Linked DNA regions of Homo sapiens: region 2 is linked to region 1. Evidence: read pairs that join two places in POLR2A ChIA-PET (ENCODE). Cell type or tissue: MCF 10A. All regions are shown on one strand. Each heading gives the region's core, and the rest is flanking DNA. Links, peaks and the distances in the headings are about the cores only.

What was found. ChIA-PET counts read pairs that join two places held together with the same protein. Peaks named below come from ENCODE experiments on the same cell type or tissue, not always from the same donor. Only the 100,000 strongest peaks of a DNase experiment are listed, where the experiment ranks them.
Region 2: POLR2A ChIA-PET joins it to region 1 with 8 read pairs; 2 of 35 experiments call an interaction of 5 or more read pairs at or near these places.

Annotation. Positions count from the first base shown.
Region 1 is chr20:58,053,919-58,060,554 of GRCh38, reverse strand. No RefSeq gene overlaps it. Among named protein-coding and RNA genes, the nearest start is that of LINC01742, 53 kb to the right of the region's middle. In MCF 10A, for the core only: no CTCF peak of the experiment used is centred there; no DNase peak of the experiment used is centred there.
Region 2 is chr20:58,105,730-58,112,365 of GRCh38, reverse strand. No RefSeq gene overlaps it. Among named protein-coding and RNA genes, the nearest start is that of CIMIP1, 42 kb to the left of the region's middle. In MCF 10A, for the core only: no CTCF peak of the experiment used is centred there; a DNase peak (open chromatin) is centred at 2,685.

The DNA of each region.
Region 1 (6,636 bases), core at 874-5,873:
AAATAAAAATGTTCTTATTTATCCACATAGTTACCATTTTTGGTGCTCTTCACTCCTTTGTGTGGATTTGGATTTCTGTCTGGTATTGCTTTCCTTCCACCTGAGGGACTTTCTTTAACATTCGTTGCACTGTGGATGTGTTGGTGATACATTCTTTCAGCATTTGTATGTCTGAAGAAAGCATTAGATCCCTTTGCCTGTGCAATATATTTTTTCTGGGTATAGAATTCTGTGTTTTATTTATTCTTCTTCCAGTGCTGTAAAGATGTTGCTCCACTGTCCTTTGGCTTCTGTCATCTTTATGTTTATTCTTCTTTATGGAAGGTGCTGTATTCTTGTGGCTGCTCTTAAGATTTTTTATTTATCACTTGTTTTATGTTATTTAATCATGAGGTGTCTTGTAGTTTTCTTCACATTTCTTGGGCTTGGTGTTGGTTGAACTTTTAGTTCTGAGGGTTTATATTTTTCATCAGATTTGAAAAAAATTCAACCAATTTTTTTTCAAATATTTTTTCTCTTCCCCTCTTTCTTTGGATATTCCAATTATACAAATTTTAGGCCACCTGAATTTGTCTCAGAAGTAACTGACACTCTGCTCATTTTCTTTTTCATTTATGTTTCTTTGTGTGGTCCTTTTTGGTTAGTTTATATTGTTATGATTTCAAGCTCACTGATTTTCTTTGTTCTGTGTTGCCTAATCTGCCATTAATCCCAGACAGTGTATCTAACAGATTTTTCCTATACGCTGTATATTGTTGAGAGTCTAGATTTTTTTGGTCTTTTCCTTTTTAAAGAGCATCAGGCTTTATTATGACAAGGAGTTAATTTCCTGGGGGATCAGCTTGAGTCACTATTGGCTTGATTTTAAGTTTTCTTGGGGTAGGCATAGAGTACCCTGTACTCTACTGCAGAAATGGATTGTGTGGGCTGTCCACTGACTAAGGGTGTTCGATGACGTCTCCACTCTGGCTGGTCTGAGCTCTAATGTCCCTTAGCACTGCACAACCTCCAGAACCTCCACTTCCCACCTGTGCCCCAGCTCCCCATTACCTGTTCCATGCTGGCCTCACAGAAATGTGCCCCGTGCATAGGCAGCTCAGTATTCAGCCAAACACTGAAGGAGTCCCTTGTGTAGATTTCTGGAGCTCCTTTGTGCAACTACATCCTCTGAAGTTCTCTGCCCTGCAAACTCCAGCTGTCTCAGGGCCCCAAATGTCAACTCCAGTTTCCTCTGCCCAGTGAGAGAACTGTTCTGTTTGGGCTCCACTTTCTTATACCAGAGTTTGCCAAGATCCCCCCGTGGGAGAGCCTGAGTGAGTGTGGGGTTTGCCTATGTGAAAACTTCTCTCAGGGATCACAGCTCTAAGCTGTGTGTTGGCAGCAGTTGCTTCATATAAATACCTAGTTCTTTCATTGTTTATGCTGAGAGAGTAAGTCTACTACCCTTACACCATGAGGGCTGGACCTGGAAGCTTGCTTTTCCATTTTGATATTTAATTGAGGCCGTGTGTTTGCAGCACAGGGAGCATGCTGAAGGATGAGCTCACTGTGCTGCCCTGCCTGGAAGTCCTTTGCAGTTTCCAGGAGTTTCACAGAAGCTTCTCAGAGGTGTTGGCTGAATGACATTTGGCTGCACAGAAGGGCCTTCCGTTTGCCTGCCCTGGGGCTCTGTGGTGTGCCCTTTCCTGCTTTTCCATGGCCTCCACCACTAGGGTCTTCCCAGGAGGGATGAGGCCACCTTCACAGTGTCACCAAGCTCACACTTCACCCACCCTTCCTCTGGTAAAGGGAGGCAAAGAGACAGGAATCTAAATCAGAAAGACAAAGAGTCCCCTGTGATTCAGGAAACCAGCTTTCTCCCAGAATCACCATCCTGGTAGCCTGCTGTGCATGGCTGAGACCAGCTGGTCCAGACCAAGGTGGGTTGGAGGATGACGGAGGAACCAGAACAGCAGTGATGGCTCCCGGGACAGGGCGATCTTGGAGTGTGATAGGGTTTGGCTGTGTTCCCACCCAGATCTCACCTTGAAGCGGAATAATCCCCAGGTGTGAAGGGTGGGGGCAGGTGGAGATAACTGAATCATGGAGGCAGTTTCCCCCATACTGTTCTTGTGGTAGTGAATAAGTCTCGTAAGATTTGATGGTTACATAAACAGGAGCTCTCCTGCACAAGCTCCCTTGCTGGCCACCATGTAAGACGTCCCTTTGCTCTTCCTTCGTCTTCCACCGTGATTGTGAGGTCTCCCTAGCGATATGGAACTGTGAGTCCATTAGACCTCTTTCCTTTGTAAATTACTCAGTCTCGGGTATGTCTTTATTAGCAGCATGAGAGCAGACTAATACAGAGTGTTTTCTCTGGCCCAGAAGCAGAGCAGCAGCTAGGACCACAGGCCACAGGTGGGATCTGTGATGGGGATCCCGACGGGGACTTTTGGATCTTTAGGGGATCAGTAGAAACCAGCTTGGTCAAGGTAAGTGATATTTCAAACCATTACTATTACTGATTTCTACTATTTTGTGGAGTGGCTACTGTTTGTGAACCACCATGCTAATTCCTTTTACCTGCATGAGGTGGGCACTCTTATTATCTCTGTTCTCCAGGTGAGGAAATTGAATCTGAGAGGTAAATTAACCTGCCCAAGGTTACTTAGCTAGAATATGGCTGTGGAGCAGGGATTTGAACTATTAGCCATGACACTGGGTTGCCTTTGTGTTCATTAAGATTAGAAAGGTTTTTAGGTATGAACATGTAGTTGGGGGAAAGGAGAGACAAGGGAATCAGCACCTAATTAACACCTGTAAGAAAACAAATGACAGTGTATTTATTGATCCTTTGGTACACTTTTCTTTTTCTTCACATTTTATCATTTCTGAAATTTGGATTTGTTTTACATAGCTGGTATGTCATGGTTTAATTGGTGAAATCTTTCTCTTTCCTAGTGATGCTTAAAATTACAGCATTTCTTACAATCTATGGCAGGATTGGCAAAACTTTTCTGCAAAGGGCCAGATGGTAAATGTTTTAGGCTTTGTGAACTAAATTGTCTCTGTCACAACTACTCAACTCTGCCGGCCATTGTAGTGTAAAAGCGGTACAGACACCGAGAAACTGAATAGGCATGGCTGTGTTCTAATACAGCGGTATTTGCAAAAATGGGGGAAAGGTGAGATTTGGACTCTTGAGCTCTGGCATCTTGGATTTGCTGAAATATAGGTGTAAAAATCATCATGGCTACATCAGCAACAGCAGTTAGTAGGCACTAAATGATGTCTGATCTTATCTGAGCTTCACTCAGCCCAATATTGCAATGCTATTACTATACCCATGCTCTGAATGAGAAAACAGCTTCAGAGAGCTTAAGGCACCTGCCTTAGGCCCCTCAGCAGTGAGTGGGAGGGAGGGAACTGGATGCAGCCTGTCACCAGCTGGCCCAGGTGGTGACCTCTGAGACTGAGGCAGGCAAGCCCTCTCCAGTAGGATCTCTCACCACGTTCCCCCACCCCAACATCTTATTTACATCCAGCATCTCATGCTGTCATATTCACTTAGGCGTCAGCTGACAATGGGACACACCACTTGTTTTTTTGGAAGAACCACCACCTCGACCCAGCACAGTGGCTCATGTCTGTAATCCCAGCACTTTGGGAGGCTGGGGCAGGTGGATCACCTGAGGTCAGAAGTTCGAGACCAGCCTGGCCAACATGGCGAAACCTTGTCTCTACTAAAAATACAAAATTAGCCAGGCATGGTGGCGCATGTCTGTAATCCCAGCTACTCGGATCACTTGAACCTGAGAGGCGAAGGCTGCAGTGAGTCAAGATTGTACCATTGAGAGCCAGCCTGGGCGACAAGAGTGAAACTCCATCTCAAAAAAAAAGAAAAAAAAAAAAAAGAAAGAAACAAGAACCACCACCTCTTCATCTTTTTGGATTAAGAACCGTGTATGGAAAAAGAATAGAGAAAGGAAACTGACTGTATGCAGATTAAGATGCGCATAGCTTAATCGGCTTGAGGCTCTGTTAGCCTATCACGCATTTGGGTTGGTTTCCAGTCTCCATGAGCCAGGCCTCGTGCTGGTGCTGAAGACGCTGCAGATCCATAGGTCTAGGCCCTGACTGTCAGATAGCTCAGGCCTTTTGGAAAGCAGACCCAGAAACAGGATCTTTCTCTTTGGTGATGGTAGACTCTTGTACAGTCTAGGGAGAGTGGCAAGAGGGGGCAGTGTGAAAACCCCTATCTCAGAGGAAGCCCTTTGCTACGTAGTTTACTTTTGGCTCTGAAGCAGCAGGTGAGGGTCCACGAGGTGATGCAGGACTTGGGCTCTGGGTCCAAGTGTCTGTCCTGCTACTTACAAGCCGACCCTGGCAAGCCACTTTAGCCCCTGTGCTGAGTTTCCTCATTGGTAAAAAGGGCATAGTAATAGCATCTAACTCCTAGGATCACACTGAGGATTCATTGCAAGAAGGTCCTGAGATAGCTCTTACTATCCCAGAGGGGCGGCTGTGAGCTGTTTTTGATCGATGAATTCTAGTCTGTGATTCTACAAGTTCTTTTCTAGATCACGCACCTGATGAATCCAGTTTTCCAGTCTGGGGTTCCACTGTTGTGAAACTACAGCATAAAATAGAAGGAAAGTGCAACTGATTATAAAGGCAACCTCGACCCCCATGGACGCTGTTACGAGTCTTGGGCAATCTGCGTCCGAGGCCAAGGTTAAGTACCTGAACTGGGTCATCAAAGTCAGTGGCTTTGAATGCAGTTCTCTGTCCAGCAGTGTGCTCTAGGGCAAGTTCCTCGGTTTCCCAGAGTGTAAAAGGAAGAATACAAAAGTCCCTGCCTTAGCAGATTGCTATGCGGGTAGATGAGCTAATTCATGGGGAGCCACACTGGCCTGTTGGGAGCGACCCCAGCATGAGCTCTCGGGATTGTCATTACTTTTGTTTGTGGTTGTTCCTGTTGATGATTTAATGAGGTACTGTGCAAAACCACAGTGACCCGCACTGAATAAGTGCTTCATAAATGGTCACCACCACTGTCATCATTACGACTGTTGCTCTCTGCAGTGGGTGTAGTCGCAGCCAGGCACTAACATGTGGGTCTAAGGAGAAGAGCCTTAGATCCGTTTAGATGTGCTGTGTTCCTAGGTTAAGCCAACATGGTAAATGGAAAGTTCCACCAGGAAGAGCCTAGCATTGGAGCAGGCAGCTTGAGTTCACTCTGGGCCTTGTTTCCCCGGGGGTCAGCCCAGCCCAGCTGCTCTCAGCCCTGTACGCTGCCCTGCTTCCCTTGCTGCTGTCTCAGATGCCCATGTCCCCTCCTTCCTCAGCCCCCAGGCTGCAGACCCGCCTCTCCCTGTTCCCTCATTCTCACCATTGTTCCTGGGCCCCAACCCAGCCAGGAGGACAGCAAACAGGATGCTCTGGCAGGAGCAGAGATTAGGCTGGGATTAGGAGTCCTCAGCCTGGAGGGCTTCGGGCTTGTTTAAGGAAAAGGCGGGGGAGCCTGGGGAAGTTCATTGCCCCTGGAAGGAGGCCCACGAGCTGGGCTGAGCCTGGGCGAGTTGCCCTGACCCAGAGAAGAGACTTGAGAGAGAGCTTTGATCAGATTCTCTGGAAGTCTCCCCTGGAGAAAGCCCAGCTCCTCGGCCCCTCCCGTCTGGCCCCGATGCCTCCTTAAGGGCCAGCTCAGACTCCCAGACTGGTTTGTTCTCTGTGGCTCTACCACTCCTCCCAGACCGCCTGGGGGCCCTGCTATCCTCAGCCTCCTCCTAGCCTGCCTCTCTGTGCAGTGACCCACTGCTTCCTCTGCCGTGTGTCCTTCCCGGAGCCTGTGGTGCTGTGGAAGGGGATTTACCTGCTTCTGGTTGCTCTGACTGGGCTGTGTGCTTCTGAAATAGGAACTGCTGAGGGAGGATCTCCTCGTGGGGAGAGTGGGGGCTCTGGAGCCCAGTTTGAACCCTAGCTCAGCTGCTTCTCAGCCTTTGGCAAGCTGCGCTCTGCTCCTCAGCTCTTCTCTCTGTAAAATGAGGATAACATACATCCCTGCCTGGTAGCGTTGTGTGAGGACTTTGATAGGTATAAAGTGCTTAGACTATTACCTGGCACATAGTAGGTGCTCAACAAATGCTGGTTGTTATAATTATTATTATTGCTGCTGCTGTTATTATCATGTCTGTATCCTCCAGAGTCCAGCACAGGCTTGGCCCAAGGCAGGTGTGTGCTATGAACTCGATTAGTAAGCTTGTGCCTTCCTAGCAAGGACCTTCAGCTGTTCACCCCAAAATAGCCTCTGGGTGGGGTTTGTGGATATTAGAGCCAGGGACCCTTACATCTTTTCAGTTATCCCTGCATCCCCAAGGGTTCCCAAGGGCATTAAGTTTTCCACCTCTCTCCCTCCCTCCCTCCCTCTCTACTCTGGTCTTCTCTTTTCTTCCCATTGACATCCTTGTGGGTGTCTCTGATTCTGTCTTTGGACTTAGTTTCTAACAGAGAAACTGATCTTTAAAAAGTAAATAAACTAACTGCTAACTGCCCTTAGGAAGCCCAGGAAGCCCTGAGTGGTGCTGGGGCTCCTTAGCCTCCTGGATCACAGGGCTGAGGATCCTGGCCTGTCCACCAGCGAGTGCCTTCTGCCCT
Region 2 (6,636 bases), core at 492-5,491, 52 kb before region 1:
CAGCTATTCTGGTTTTCCTGAGACTGAGGAGGACTCCAGGAGGCAGAATTTTAAGTTTTAAAATTGGGACAGTCCCAGGCAAGCCAGGACGAGTTGGTCAAGCCACTGTTTGTTGAAATACATATTTTCAATAACTGAGATAACTCTGATTCACCACCCTGGAATTAAGGGGAAGCAGAAGGAGCTCTAGGCACAACCACACCTGCTACTCTGATGACAAATGCCTGCTTTCCAAATCTCACTGGTGAAACTCTTTTGTTTAAAAGAGTCTGAGACTCATTGGGCCAGGCACGTGCCTAGTGCTTTTTAAAAAATGTGAATAGGTCTCATCATTGAGAAATTGCAACTTAGAAGACAACCATCTAACTTCTATTGAAAAATCAAGAGAGCTGACAGTTCTGGGCTGTATTTCCATGTGGCAACAATTATCTGGAGCTGGGCAGAGGTTTCTACTTTAGATGGGGCCTGAGCTTCCTAGTTGCACCGCTTGCCACCATTTACTGTTTTCTCTCATGTCTAACCCACTGACTGTGACGTCACCAACCTGGCCGCTGAGGCCATTGAGTTTGCAGTGGATGGCGTTTTCTTAACTGTAACCCAATCAACCTTGGGAGAAGGAATCCCAGTCTTGATTGTCTCTCTGGAAACACTAACTCATAAACTTCAGCTCCATCTCAGTTCCTAGGATCTATTTTGCTTTCAAGGGGATAAAGAGGTCAGGAAAGAGGCCGCTAGCTGGGCAAAAGTTTAGAAACCATTTCCCGCTAGCGCTGTGGTGTCAATCAAGCCCACGGTCTCCTTCCGCCAGCATCGTGACGTGCAGCCAGCCCTGGGAAACCGGGGCAGTTCTGGGAGCTCAAACGGGAGCCGTTCACGTGTCATTTTTCTTAGCAACAAGGATTCCGCTTCATTTCGGGCTTGTCTTGAGAGGCAGAAGTTTCTATTTATCAGCCAACAAAGAGGCTGAAGGGTTTGATGCCTGCTTTGAAGCCGGGGGCTGGGGTTTGGATTGGGTTCTAGGCCCCACCATGTGCATGCCTTTCACTCCAAATCAAAAGCAAGAGGGAAAAAGGGAAGATTGTGGTTAAAACAAAACAAAACAAAACTGGAGAAACACTGAGAAAATATTGTGCTAGTTTATCTCTAAAGGATGTGCCCTTCAGGTAGTGCTCAAAGAGGCTGTAACTTTTCCTGACTCCAATTAACGCTCAGGGGACACTGACAGTCCAGGGAGTGCCCCAAGCACAGCTTTGACATAGTACTGTTTCATCTAGGGAGGGGCAGAATGTGTAGCAACAGGGGCTCTCAGCCAGTTGGGACAACGATGGTTTTGGGGTCGGGCCCGGTGGCTCACGCCTGTAATCCCAGCACTTTGGGAGGCCAAGGCAGGCGGATCACCTGAGGTCAGGAGTTCAAGACCAGCCTGGCCAACACGGTGAAACCCCATCTCTACTAAAAATACAAAAATTAGCTGGGCGTGATGGTGCACGCCTGTAATCCCAGCTACTTGGGAGGCAGAGGCAGGAGAATTGCTTGAACCAGGGAGGTGGAGGTTGGAGGGAGCTGAGATCATACTATGGTACTCCAGCCTGGGCAACAGAGCAAGACTCCATCTAAAAAAAAAAAAAAAAGTGGTATTGGGAAATGTTTACTGACTGAACAAATGTTTTCTCAGCATCTTCCAGGTGCTGGCACCATGCAAGGCCCAGGGTTACAGTGGCATCTGGGGCAGGTGTTGTCCCAGCAGACTCTGAGGTGAGGATTAGGACATGTCCCAGGAGATGCCTCTCAGGGAGGGGAACCAGAACAGGGATGGAGAGGAAGCCAATCAGGGGGTGACTTCAGTGATTCCCATTCCCCTGCCTGATCCCGGGGAGAGCCCTGGTATATAAATTACCCCCACCCCAGAACTGGCCTGATCAGAGTGGGTGCTGCTGGCCTTGGTCACCTCACCAGTCAGTCACTGACTGTGGGCATGGTGGGGCAGCATGCAGGCTGCCCACAGGGTACTCCTCTGAAGTTTGGGTCTCCTTGGCAAGGCTCAGGATGTGAGGGGTGGGCACACAGAGGTGAGAAAGAGATCTGGAGGTGACTGCATGGGGGCGCCCATGCATCCCCAGCAAGTGCAAGTGAAAACAGCCATGGCCCCTGTCCTAGTCATTTCTGTTGCAATAACAGATGGGGCGGCTGAAAGAACAGACACATATTCCCCACAGTGCAGGAGGCTGGAAAGTCTGAGATAAGGGAGGTGGCAGATTTTATGGCTGGTGAGGGCCCACTTCCTCCTTCCAGTTGGCTGTCTTCTCCCATGACAGAAAAGAGTGAAAAAGAGAGAGAGCACTCCAGGGTCTCTTTATAAGGGCACTAATCCCACTGATGAGAGCCCCACCCTCATGACCTATTCACCTCCCCAAAGCCCCACCTCCTAATAGCATCACATTGGGGGTTAAGATCACAACATATGAATTTTAGGGGGACACACACATTCGGTCTATATATAGCATTCCACCCTGGACCCCCCAAATTCATGTCCTTCTCACATGCAAAATACATTTATCCCATCTCAGTAGCCCCAAGTGTCTTAACTCATCCTAATATCAACTCTAAAGTCTAAAGTCCAAAGTCTCCCCTAAATAGCATCTAAACCAGATATGTGTGAGACTCAAGATATGACTCATGGTGAGGCAAAATTCCTCACCAGATGTGAGCCTGTGAAGCCAAACAAGTTATGTGCTTCCAAAATACAACGGTGAGTGAGGCATAGTACAGACATTCACATTCAAAAAAAGAGAGAAAGAAATAGGAAAGAAGGAAGGGATGATGGGTCCTGAGCAAGTTCAAAATCTAGCAAGGCAAGCTCCATGAGATCTTAAGATCAAGAATAATTCTTTTTGGCTCAATGCTTTGCCTTCTAGACCCACTGGGGTGGTAACAACACCATCCCTACCAGCTTGGTGGGGTGCTTCCCATGCTGTGGCTCCCAGGAGGGGCCCCCTCTTGCTTCAGCTCTCTGTTGGGGTTGGGGGATCCTGCTGGGCCACTATGGCTTCACTGGGTGTTGGTTCCACTCTTTGCAATCGAGATGGAGGCAGACCTCTCCACCTTTGCAAACGAGGTGGAGGCCATGCACTCTGGGCCTGTGGTGGGAGTGGCAGCTCTAGTGACCTCTGAATCACCTTTGGGGTCCTTCTTTCCTTGTGTTGAAGAAAGCTGAATGTTCACATCTGAAGAATTCTATGGTCTGGTCCTGTAGGGTCTAAGAAGTCCTATAATCTTCATTTTGTCCTGTTACCTCTTTTCCTTTAGTCCTAGATAGCAGTGCTTCTGCTGGAACAATTCCATCTTTGCTTCTGGCTTTTATTGAGACGGTTGATCAAGCCCATGGTTCATATTTGTACTAATCTTCTTATCAAATAGTCACTGAGCCACATCCTTAGCATTCTGCTCCAAACAAGTTTTCTCATTTTTTTGCAATAGGGATAGGTTGGCAATTTCCCAACCCTTTAAATTCTGGTTCCTTTTTGCCTAATAACTCCATCTTCAAATTATTTCTTCCTTCACACATTTTATTATAAGCAGTCAGGAGGAATAAAGCCACTTCTTTAACAATTTGCTTAGAAATTTTCTTAGCTAAATATCCAATTTCATTGTTCACAAGTTCTACCTTCCACAAAACACTAGAACATGAACACAATTCAGCCACATTCTTTCCCATTTTATAACAAGAATGGTCTCTCCTCCAGTTTCTAATAACATGGTTCTCATTTCCATCTGAGACTTCACCAGAATGCCCTTTGCCATCCATATTTCTCTCAACATTTTACCCACGATTACTTAGGTATTCTCTAAGAAGATGGAAACTCCTCTTATCTTTCTGAGCTCCCATCAGAACCACCTTCGAAATTCCCTTCATGGAATTCTAGGCTTTTTCTAGCATGTACCTCAAAACTTTTCCAGCCTCTACCTATTACCCCGTTGCAAAGCTGTCTGCATTTTCAGATATTTGTTACAGCAACACATTGTTTTTTGGTATTTTTCTGTTCTAATGAGTTTGGGCTGTTATAACTGGGTGGCTTAAACAACATAAATTTATTTCTTATAGTTCAGGAGGCTGGGAAGTCTGAAATCAAAGTGTCAGCAGATTCAGTATCTGGTGAGGGCCTTCTTCCTGGTTTCCAGATGACCGTATTCTCACTGTACTCTAACGTGGTGGAAGAAAGCACAAGGCAGCTCTCTGGGATTCCTTTTATAAGAACACTAATTCCATTCATGAGGGTTCCACCTTCATGACCTAATCACCTCCTGCCTCCTAAAGCCATCACATTAGGGGTTAGGATAAATTGGAAGGGACACAAACATTCCATCCATTGCAGCCCTTGCCTCATGGGACTTGCCAGGTAGCAGGGGCAGGCAGATGCTCTGTAGAGGATGGAGGGATAGGAGAGCTGTTTTTTGAGGAGTGTGGAGTTTACAGGAGAAAGAAAATAGAGTAAGAGTTGAGTTAAGGAGCTGAGAAGAGAAGGCAGGGTAAAGAACAACCCAGATGCAGGGAAGAGTATGTGCCACCACTGTGTGGAGGGAGAGGGCTCAGTCGAAGCTCACTGGAGGCTGTGTGCATGGAGCTGGGCAGGGAGGCCAGGCCAGGAGGCTGAGGGGTCAGCAGGGGCCAGGCAGGCCAGGCTCTTGGGCTGCATTAGGGAAGCCACTGGATGATTCCAAATGGAGGAATCAGGGCTCCAAGGCCATTTTCAGAGATGATTCTGGGGAGATTGAATTGGAAGGGGCTGCAGAAGGGATGAGGGGCCTCTTCACAGCCATGACCAAGCTGACAAGAAGAGGGTAAGTTTCTGGTTTGGGGAAAGTGACATGATTGTCAGAAAACCAAGGGAGAAAACCCATCTACACATAAAGGAAGAAATGGTTTTAATTCATCTCTGGGGCTGGGGATGGGTCCACCCTTCTGAGATAAATTCAGGTACTATTGGTAGGGATAAGGTGGGGTGGGAACAGTGGGAAAGATGGGGGTGTATCAGTCAGGGAGGCTGGGTTATGCTGCAGTAACAAATGGCCCTAAAGCCTCCGAAGCTTAAGACAATGGTGATTGATTTTTTCCTCATATGGGACCATCCGTTGGCAGGGACTCTAACTCATGCCGTGATCCTCCTCTCTCTGTGGCCCAGATGAACAGAGCAGCTGCTCACTGTGGCGGAAGAAAAGAGAAAATAGGACTGGCTTTTATAGCTTCCACCCAGAGGAGACATCCGTCACTTCTGTTCATCTTGGGAAGGCAAGTCATGTGGCCACACCTAGCTGGAAGCCTGTGCCTGGAAGGAGAGTGAGGCAGGATACTCAAGCAGGCTTGGTGGCTTCCACAACTGGGATTGCTACCATCATAATTAGCAATCTGAGGACCACAAATGAGCTCGATGCTAGTTTTTTAGCTTCTGCTTTGGCATTTTGCAGAGCCCCAAATTTTAAGAAGCTTCCCGTTTAGGACGTGCATGCCTTCTGTTTGGCCCTGGCATCTGTTGCCTGTGTACATCATCACTCACGTTTTGTGCTGTTCTGTTTTCCTTGCCTGGCCTCTTACACCCCTGGAAGCTCCTGGGACCCTTGCATATCTTCAGTACCCAGAGAACGAGACCCTCCATTATGGGTTGAATTGTGTCTCTTTCTAAATTCATATGTTGAAGTCCTAACCCCCACTACCTCAGGATGTGCCCTTATTTGGAAATAAAGTTGTACAGATGTAACTAGTTAAGATGAGGTTGCTAGGGTGAGTCGCAATTCAGGATGACTGCTGTCCCGATAAAAAGGGGAAGCTTGAACACAGACAGGTACACAGGGAGAAAGCCATGTGAATACGAAGATGGCAGTCGACGAACCATGGAGAGAGACTGGGAACTGCAGGAAGCAGCCCTGCTGACACCTTGATTTCAGACTTCTGGCCTCCAGAACCATGAGTCAATCCATTTCCATAGTTTAAGCCACCCAATTTGGGACTTGGTTGTGGCAGCCCTAGCAAATTAACACATCCGCCAAGCGAGGGAATAATCTGAGTGGCAGAGAAGCCCTCCAGAGGGGCACTTCTTTCCTTTGCCCTGTGGACTCCAGGCTCTGTGCCTGGCAGCAAATGATACCTAATCACACTGCACTCTAAATCTACAGGGATTCTGTGGTTTCCCCCCGGCTCTCCATTTCTCTTGGCTTATCTCAGTCTCCTGTGCTGCCTCTAGCTTGATTAGCTTTACCCACATGTATTTGGCTTCATTCTTATTTTCTTTAATGTTTTGATAAGTGAGATCTCAAGCTGTGATTTTCTGTCTATGTTCCTAATCCTAATCTCTCTATTTCTTTCACCTCACTATTGTAAGAAATGTCTCCTGATTCAGTGTCCCATGTGAATTTAATTAACATGCTGCTTTTTAAGGAGTGGGTTTTGTTGACAGGGGCAAAGTGAGGTGAGGCAGAAGGGGAGACAGTAGTGTGTCAGTCAGGGAGGTTGGGTTATGCTGCAGTAACAAATATCCCCAAAGTCTTTGAGGCTTAAGTCAACTTTATTAAAATGTTACCCTCCTTGATGGTCCTGTAAATACGTGTTTGCGTGATATCAAAGAATGACAGCCTCACTTGTGG